Regions from separate parts of the Mus musculus genome. Here region 2 is linked to region 1. Evidence: chromatin loops called from intact Hi-C (ENCODE). Cell type or tissue: heart. All regions are shown on one strand. Each heading gives the region's core, and the rest is flanking DNA. Links, peaks and the distances in the headings are about the cores only.

What was found. Hi-C counts contacts between places; a loop is a spot of excess contacts. Peaks named below come from ENCODE experiments on the same cell type or tissue, not always from the same donor. Only the 100,000 strongest peaks of a DNase experiment are listed, where the experiment ranks them.
Region 2: a loop joins it to region 1, with 3 times the contacts of the local background. A loop is called at or near these places in 5 of 42 quality-filtered maps.

Annotation. Positions count from the first base shown.
Region 1 is chr5:37,822,009-37,826,395 of GRCm38, forward strand. Msx1 (msh homeobox 1) reads right to left here and starts at 2,577. Exons shown (of 2, transcript NM_010835.2): 1 at 1,857-2,577. The coding sequence starts at 2,325. It overlaps Gm33993 (a long non-coding RNA gene), which reads left to right and starts at 3,747. Exons shown (of 6, transcript XR_868362.1): 1 at 3,747-3,878. It also overlaps Msx1os. RefSeq lists an enhancer at 3,661-4,387. In heart, for the core only: no CTCF peak of the experiment used is centred there; DNase peaks (open chromatin) are centred at 1,533, 1,853 and 2,623; H3K4me3 peaks cover 3,263 bases; H3K27ac peaks cover 1,949 bases; H3K27me3 peaks cover 3,562 bases.
Region 2 is chr5:38,036,502-38,040,888 of GRCm38, forward strand. It overlaps Stx18 (syntaxin 18), which reads left to right and starts at 2,729. Exons shown (of 11, transcript NM_026959.3): 1 at 2,729-2,998. The coding sequence starts at 2,831. In heart, for the core only: a CTCF peak has its summit at 2,736; a DNase peak (open chromatin) is centred at 2,740; H3K4me3 peaks cover 2,063 bases; H3K27ac peaks cover 1,600 bases.

The DNA of each region.
Region 1 (4,387 bases), core at 261-4,260:
GTGCCAACCTACCTTAAAGTCAAGCCTTCCCCACCAGGTGCCTCTTCTGCGCCTCTCACATTGGAAAGATGAAGGCTGGGGGCAGGGGGTGGTCATAAAACACTCAGGGGCCCTTTGCCCAGTCCAAAGTCACCCAGGTTTCATACCATAGACATACACTTGTATTTGTGCCCGACAAATGCACCGCGTTGGGGCTAGGCCTTTGCATCGCATAGAATGGATCTTGAAACTCCACACTTTCTATCAAACAACATGTTTCTCCTGGGCTCTAGGGCCAATCAAATTAGAGAGCCATCCAAGAAGTCACACTGTGACAATTCTAAAATATGTATGGGGCTGTTTATGTAGATATCTGCCATTTCAGTTGCCCTCGGTTTTCCCTACAGCCTCTCCAAACCTCAGCGCCTGGGACCACATCAAGCATAGTGTGTATCGGGAGTTGGGGGGCAGGGTCCCCAGTCTGACGAAACTGGTTATGTCCACCTGCCCTTTCTTTCAGTTTCCTGAGTAAAGCTTAAATCTCCAATAGAGTGCTGTCACTGTTGGGCAGGCCTAGTTAGGGGACCGAGTTTCAGTCCTGCTATGCCTAACAAAACCATTACAGAATAAAACAAACCTCAACCACACGCTCCCCACCACTTAGTTATTGAGAACATCTTCGGGTTTTGCCTAGCTATGCTTTTTTTTTTTTTAAGCTCTAATAAAACAATAATCCTTTGGGCCCTCAGACCACCAGGATGTAAGTCAAACGAAATCTCCAGTTAGCATCCCCACTTCTCTCCCAGCTCAGGCCATAGCAAGTCCGGGAAGTTGGCCCCAGAGTCGTTTTCCACCAGGCCGCCCTAAAGAAGGGTGGGTTCATAGGGAAATGTCACTTTGGTCAGCAGCAACAGCCCGGCTCTGGGCCACCTTCCTCAAGCTTTAGGCCCAGGGAGGGGCTGTCTTTTCAAAGACGTTTAATCCCCAGATAAAAATCGTTCCTCAGCATCACGCCATTGAATTTGCAACGCTATTATGTAGGGCGAAATAATCGGAGGAAACGAGGAAAACTTGGGAATTTCCCGTGCTCCTGAAATATCTTCGAGCGGGTTCGCTGGGGAAAGGAAGCCTAAGGGCCGCAAGGACCTAGGACTATCCTGGAACACGTCGCTGGCTGCTGGGTCCGCTTCAAAAGCCTGGTCCAACACATTCGGACACTATAGCAAAGTGGTTAATAGGGAGCTCTTTTGGTTGTCTTGTTGTCTCCACCACCACCACCATCCCCCCTAGTCCGCGATCGTCCCCTCTTGCTAAATCATCCACCCGCCCAAAACACCAAGTTTCTGCTTAAAATTAGATGCGCGGTGGGGCAGGAGTTTTGCAGAACTCCGGAACCCTTTGAGAGGTTCTTTAAATGGGGAGCGCGAGGTTACGGCTGTCTACCAGTAGAAAGTGAAACTCCGCAGAGCTAGGATGTACTGGCCGCTGCGCCCATCCAAGTTGAGGTGCAAAATAACTGAGTTTAGGGTCAGGTGGAGAAGCAGGGCACCCCTGGTGTCCTGACTACCGGAAGAATAAGAAGGTCCACAGACACCCGCGCGCTACAAGTGAAGTGACAGGCTCGGAGGCACTGAGCCAAGGCAAGGAGCGCGGACTAAGCTTTGCCTGCTTTAGGCCTCTAACTCTCTTCCTGGGTGGGAGTGGGAAGAGGCTCAAAGGCGGTCTTCCCGCCAACGCAACCTCTGCACGGCCTCCAGGTACCCAGTTGCAGGTACGCCGACGCCCGAGACAAGCCGGCGCCGGCGCGCGGCCTGGCGCCCTCGGGCCCCACACCCCCTCTTGGCCCCTTCGCTCTCCATCCAGGGCTGGCTACTTACTGGCTGGGGGCGGGGAGAAGCGGGGACTCTGCATCCACGGGGTCCGATCTAGTTTCTCGGGGCTTTCGGCCTTCACCAGAGCATCTTCTGGCAGCTTGAGGAGTCCTCCGACTGAGAAATGGCCGAGAGGCCGCGGCGAGGAGGGCGCATCCGGGGCGCCCAGAGACCCGGGCCGGGTGCCCAAGTGCTGCACCGAGCCACCCGCTGCCTGAGCCCCTTCGGAGGCCACCAGGACGCTCTCCTTGGCCCCGGGCTTCCTGTGATCGGCCATGAGGGCCTCCACGCTGAAGGGCAGGAGTGAAGCGGGCACTTTGGGCTTGGCCCCCTCCTCATCTGTGCCCATGGCGGTTGCGGTGGCCGCAGCAGCCCCGGGGGCTTGGCCAACGCCTCCCCCAGCAGGCTTGGCGAAGGCGGAGTCCTCCACTTTGACACCGAGTGGCAAAGAAGTCATAGCAGCAGCCGGGGCCATGCAGAGCCGGACCCCCCCTCCAGCCGCAGCTCGAGACAGCCCTGGATCATGGGTTTCGGGCAGGCTGGGAGCGCGACCGGCTTCTGCGAGCTCCTGACCGGCTTCTGCGAGCTCCTGGGTTCCTGGCCCGGCCGGCTCTCGCGCGCGAGCCTCCTGCGGCTTCCCCAGAAGGCCAACTCGAGCGAGCGGGGCCTGGATCCCTGCGCCGCTCAGGCCGAGTTCCCAGGCGCACTCGCCGGCTCCGGGTCCGCCGCCGCTCCCCTGAGAACTTGTTAATAAGGCAAGGCCAGCGTGGCAGCGGCCAATCAGAGCGCGAGGGGGCGGGTCCGGAGAGAACCATTGGGCTGTGCTCGTGCCCCGAGGCGCGCTCGGCCTGGGGGCGCTCGGGGAAGGGCCTGACCCGCACAGGCGGGACAGAGCCGGAGGTACCTGGGGAGCTTTTCCGCCTAGCTAAGTCAGGTGGGCATCGGTCCGGCTGGACCCCCACACTCCTGGATGTGGATTCTACCAAGTTCCAGAGGGACTTTTCTTTACTAGTCCTTCTCTTCTGCCAGTCGTCCTCCACCATCCTTTACCCACTTCTTCTGTTCCTCTCCATAGACTACTTTCTTTCCACAGTTTCTCTTATGGTCTGTGCTATTTCTTTCTGTCCCCTTTCCCTCTTCTGGCCCCCTTTCTCGACCACAATTCACTTACAATTTTTTTTTTCTTTTGGTGTTTGCTTTGAATGTTCATAGTTATTTGTCAGAGTAGCAAGGGATAATACTAATTTCTTTTTTTAAAAAAGCCGCCCTAAGTGTCTTATGTCTTCCAATCTTCAAAAATTTACCTCGGAGTAAAAATGGGCCTTTGTCTCCAGGGCTGGACAAAGTTAATCAAAGAAAGTACAGGTCCTGTTGGTTCTGTGGGTACGGGAACAAGTAACATGATCTGGGAAATGAGTTTGGTTCTCATGCAAACACGTACCCCCTCCCTATACGTACTTTTTCTCCAGAAAGTTACACCTCTACCAGAGAACTGCTACTAGCCAAAGAAGCCACTGGATGCCTTGGGTGAAGACCGAAATAAGACCAACAGAACCCACCAACAATCTGGCCTCAACATGACCTCAGACAATGAATCCTCAAAAACAATCACACTTCACTAACTGTGGGTCTGTCTGCTGGTGCAGAGTGGAGGCCCATTTGATGGGCCAGTAGGAAAAATAAGCAGTTCCTGGAGGTATATCTTTGGTGCAAGGCTTAAGAAGTTTTGTTTGCCCGATTTCGAAGGAAACGTGTTTTGTTTTGTTTTGTTTTGTTTTGTTTGACTGATACAAAAAGAAGGAAAGTTGGAGTGGGGACCACAGAAGACCTTGTAAACTGGGTTCGAACAGGCTGTTGGGGAGTTGGGGGGGGGGGGGCTTTTCTTTATATGGCCTCTTATCCCAGGGCCCAGGCTCGCGGCTCCGGGGGAGGTGGAGGAGGTGATTGGCGGCTCACCGGGACTGTGCATTGATGACTGCCGGGCTCTAATCTCCAGGAAACACAAGGGGCTGCCGTGGCCATTTAGGGGTAATTATCCGAGCACGGAGGGATAGCGAATTCCCTGGCCTTTTAACTGGGCGCAATAAAAAGCTGTAGATTAGGGGCGACCAGATTAAGGAAAATGAATTACTTTATTACCCAGACGGCGTCCGGGGTCTGGAGGGAGGGGTTGGGCTGCGGACGCCAGAGAGATCGGAGCCTCACATCTGCCCACAGGGCCTGGAGAAATAGGAAGGCCTGGGGCGGGTTCGGGAATACTCGCTTCTGTGAAATGTCTGGATTTCTTACGTTTCTGAGGCTGTGAGGAGGCACTGCGTAGGGCTTGGGACTCAAGCTCATTTAGGCCCAGCTGGACGCCCGCTGTACTGGGTCCCCTGAGGTTTGTTCCATGTGTATGGGAAGTAGAAGCCATACCGTCCCGTTTTAAAGCCCTGCAAACGAAAGTTAAGCGACAGTGTAGGCCAAATCCTTAGCTCGAAGCCTAGAAGGTACGGAGAACTGTAGTTTAAGAACTAATTAGGCAGTTGCTAGATCAT
Region 2 (4,387 bases), core at 249-4,248, 210 kb after region 1:
GCTACTAGATATAGGGTCTGAATATAAAGTCTAAGAAAAATCTAGATATGGACCTAGTTCTTGAACATATACCATTTAAGTCATTACAGGGTGGGAGAAATTCAAAAGAGAAGGAAATAAGCCATAAGGTGAGGGCAGGCGGCCTTTTCTTTGGAACTTGTCAAGTTCCATGTATTCATTTATTTGCCATTATTTGAGGCTGTACAACCATGGAGTTCACTTGGGTCTCATCTACACTGCAGCTTTCTCTGCATTTACAGATCTATACAGAAAACTTAGAGATTCATGCTCACCTTTCTACCCTCACCCAATTGCACTGAGTACATGGCTCACACAAGGCACCACCCACCACTACTGTATTTTATGGAGCTCAGCAATTCCTCCTACATAAAACCCTTTCCCACTTATCTACTTCCTAACTTCCTGGACCCCACCAAGGGTCTGGCTTGCTCTTTGTTTCCCTAATTCAACTCCTCCACTTTGTTATGCAAGGCAATTTAATTCTCCTTCCATTTACTCTGCCCCAGGCTTACCTTTGCATAGCCAAAGACTCATTAATGTCTGCATAAAACAAAATACAATTTATGCAAGATGCAAGTTAGAATTACTAGTATAGATTTTGTCCTCTTCTCTCTCTCTCTCTCTCTCTCTCTCTCTCTCTCTCTCTCTCTCTCTCTCTCCCTCTCCCTCTCTCTCCCTCTCCCTCTCCCTCTCTTCCTTCTCTACTCCAGTTGTATGGACTGTGTTCTTCAGGAATGATGAAATGTTATACTCTGGATGTCAAATCATTTACTTCTTTTCTGTTACATGAATATTTCCTTGACATGTATTTCTTTTAAATATGCCTTTAATACTGTGGTTCTCAAACATCAGAAAATTTTTACATTCCTACAAAATTATGTAGGTCCTTAAACAATTGTTGCTTGCTTGGATTTTATCTATTGATAGTTACTATATTAGAAATAAAATGAGAAGCTTAGAAATATTTATCTGCCTAAAGTAATCAGAGTACATCTATTAAATATTAACATAAACATCTTCATAGGGAAAATAGTTTTCAAAACAATAAAAGACTCGGTAAGAAGAACTGGCACTTGCATCTTTGCAATTCTCTTTTAAGTCTGGCTTAATGGAAGACAGCTGCTCTGCAATTAGCTTATTGTAAGATCAGTGTCTCTTGGAAAACTCAACCATACAGCTGATTAGAACATGCAAGTGTAAAGGCAAATGTGATCCTAGGATTATTATGAAACTAGCTTTTCATCTTGATGACTGTTAAAAGCCTAATTTTAGCACACATCTTAGTGTGCTTCCTTTTATAAGGAAAACAAAACCCAGAGAAATTGATATTGAACTAAAACTAAACCATGGGGGTCACACTCCTGGACAAGAAACTACAGGCAACTATGGCTGCTGAGAGAGGGAAGTTAGCCTATCCCATGGAAGAACCCTCTAATTGGTTGTCCAATACAACGTGATTATCCCTGAAGCCATAGACACATACACAATAACAACAGTTTCAGCAGATTGTGCTGGCATATCCATGGATACTTACACATATATGCAACAATAATAATTAAAGAAGAAGAAGCTATCAACTTGAGATTGAGTTGGGAGACATGGAAGAAATTGGAGGGAGAGGACTTGAGGAGGCTGGAGGGAGAAAAGGGAAGGAGAGAAAGTGGCATAATTGTATTTTTAATGAAAGGTGCACACAAAAATAAAATGAACCATGAACCAAGTGCTCAGAAAAATTTTACTAGCTGACTTTAGTCAAATTACGTAACTCTGTTCTCCATTTCATTCTTTCTCTTTGATAACTATGATTCAAGAGAGCGCTTTTCAAAAGTGCTTATTGAGGAGGAACCTAACATGATATCATGAAGTTCAGAATGCTTCACTTTCGTCTGGCTCTGATAAGTTCCTGCTCTCCACATCCCCGCTCAGGGATCTCTGCTCTAAGCCTCTTCTACATTATAAGTAAGAAGACTGAGGGCATGGTGGCGCGTGCCTTTAATCCCAGCACTTGGGAGGCAGGGGAAGGCGGATTTCTGAGTTTGAGGCCAGCCTGGTATACTGAGTGAGCTCCAGGACAGTCAAGGCTACACAGAGAAACCCTGTCTCGAAAAACAAAACAAAACAAAACAAAACAAAACAAAACGACTGAGGACAACCATATTATCAACAACGGCAACATCTACTAGCTGTATACTAAGAGTTAAACAGCACGAGGACGTTTTATACACACATTCTGTTTAATTCTCTGTGCATTCCAAGAAAGGCGCTGGCTTCACTTTACCGAACTGGCTGAAGGTTGAAGAAAAAAGGTCTCTGGCCCCTACCTCTGTACACGTACCCTTTCCTAGCTCCTGCAACTCAGATGGTCATAGTTCATTGTTACTCAAGGCGATCCCTTGATGACAAAAGTCAAAAGTGTGATACTCCCCACCTGTCAACCAAACCGCCCGCCCGTCTCCTAAAGAATCATAAGGGGAGCGATCTTTCTAGCTTCCCGATGCTTTCGTTCCTGAAGTCCAGACTGGGAAATCTCCGAGCGTCTGATCCCGCTGAGTTTTGCAGAGAGGAGAAAGGGGTGCCGATGCACTGCGGGTAGCTGTCTGGAACGGAGAATTCCGGCTCTGGGTTAAAGCCGGAACCTTTCTCCACTCTCCGCGTTACACGGGCGGAGTGCGGAACCTTTCTTCTATGCTCACAGTTCCCAGGCGGAGGAGTGCGAAATCGGAACGTCCCTCAGCAACCGAGTTCTTGCCGGGGTCGCTAGCTGCTGACGTGTGCCTGGCCGGCTTCAGGCCCTGGGTTGCGGGTCGCTATGGCGGTGGACATCACACTGCTCTTCCGGGCTAGCGTCAAGACAGTGAAGACGCGGAATAAGGCTCTGGGAGTGGCCGTGGGTGGCGGGGCCGATGGCAGCCGGGACGAGCTGTTCCGCAGAAGCCCTCGGCCCAAGGGAGACTTCTCCAGCCGGGCCCGTGAAGTGGTAAGCTGGTTGCTATGGGAACGGCGGGCGGGAGCTAGGGGCGCATACGCTCCGCGGCCCCTGGACCCCAAACTGGGCCTATCTCTTTAGCTCTCGGTGAAGACAGGGAGTCTCTAGCAAGACAGAGAGTCTGTCTCACCGACCTAACAGCTGGCTCAGGGTGGCGACAGGTTTATTCTCACGAAGGGACGCATATCTGGGCACTGAAGGAAGTAAGTTAGAGGTGCTTGGATATCCTTGAAATCAGGTTATAACCTTCTGAGGCAGTGAGTTCGCCAAGAGTTCCCACAGTCTGACACTTCCTGTCGCAAAGCTCACCACTATCTCCCCTCGCCCTTCCACGAATCTGTTTGGACCTCCTCTTGCTCGTAGGGTTTAATAAAATCCACGCTCAGCTGAACGCTCCTTGATCCTTGCCTCCAGGCATAGGTAGGACTCAGTACCTCCTGAGATTGGTTTAGGACATCACCAGTGTAGGGTAAAAGCTTTTCCCTTCAGAGCGGCAACACTTAAGCAACACTAGTGTTGTAACTGTCCTCTAAACTGCTTCCTGTTCTCTGGACACAACCGGCTTCTGTGTCCCCAACATAGAAATCTTTTCCATAAGGGTAGGAACATGTTGACAGTATTTCTGTATGTGCTACTGACAATATTGCTTAGTAAGTATTCTTTGAATGAATGAATGGTTGAACGAATGAACAATTATTGATTCCACTAAACAGGAAAAAAAAAGATTGTTTGCATTATATCCCTTTGTGTCTATGACACTAGGGTAAATGTTATTTTTGGAGTACCAGGGGGTCATATACAGTCTGCCTGTCTTTTTAAAGACACACACACACACACACACACAATGGCCCAAAGCATTGAAAGGTACAAATCTGGGGGATCTAAACTTTAAGTTTCATTGGTTTTCCAGTAAACTCACCTCTGCTTGGCACATAATCCATTGCTTGATATTTCTCTTTTTGAGGCAGGGTCTTTCCATGTAGACAAGGCTGGCCTTGATCTTACAGAAAGGTGACTGCTTCTGTCTCCCAAGTGCTGAGATTGAAGGCATGGGCCCTCAGACTAGATAATACTCAAATATTACACACACACACACACACACATATATATATGCACAAGTCAATGAATGGCTGTTTACAGATAATGTTGAAGCACAGGAGGTTGTATGAACCAGATAAATGCCCCTCCCTCCAACAGTAAACATCTACCTAGTACTTACTTTCTGACCAGCACTGTTTTAGAGTAATAGGGTTCCACTGTTGAGTTATAGTTACAGTGGTGGAGGAGATGCAAATATAAACAAACGCCCTGCCGTGAGCCGTGCTGGTGTTCTGTAGGGCACAAGGGAAACAGTGGTTAATCCCACCTGGGAGAAAGGCT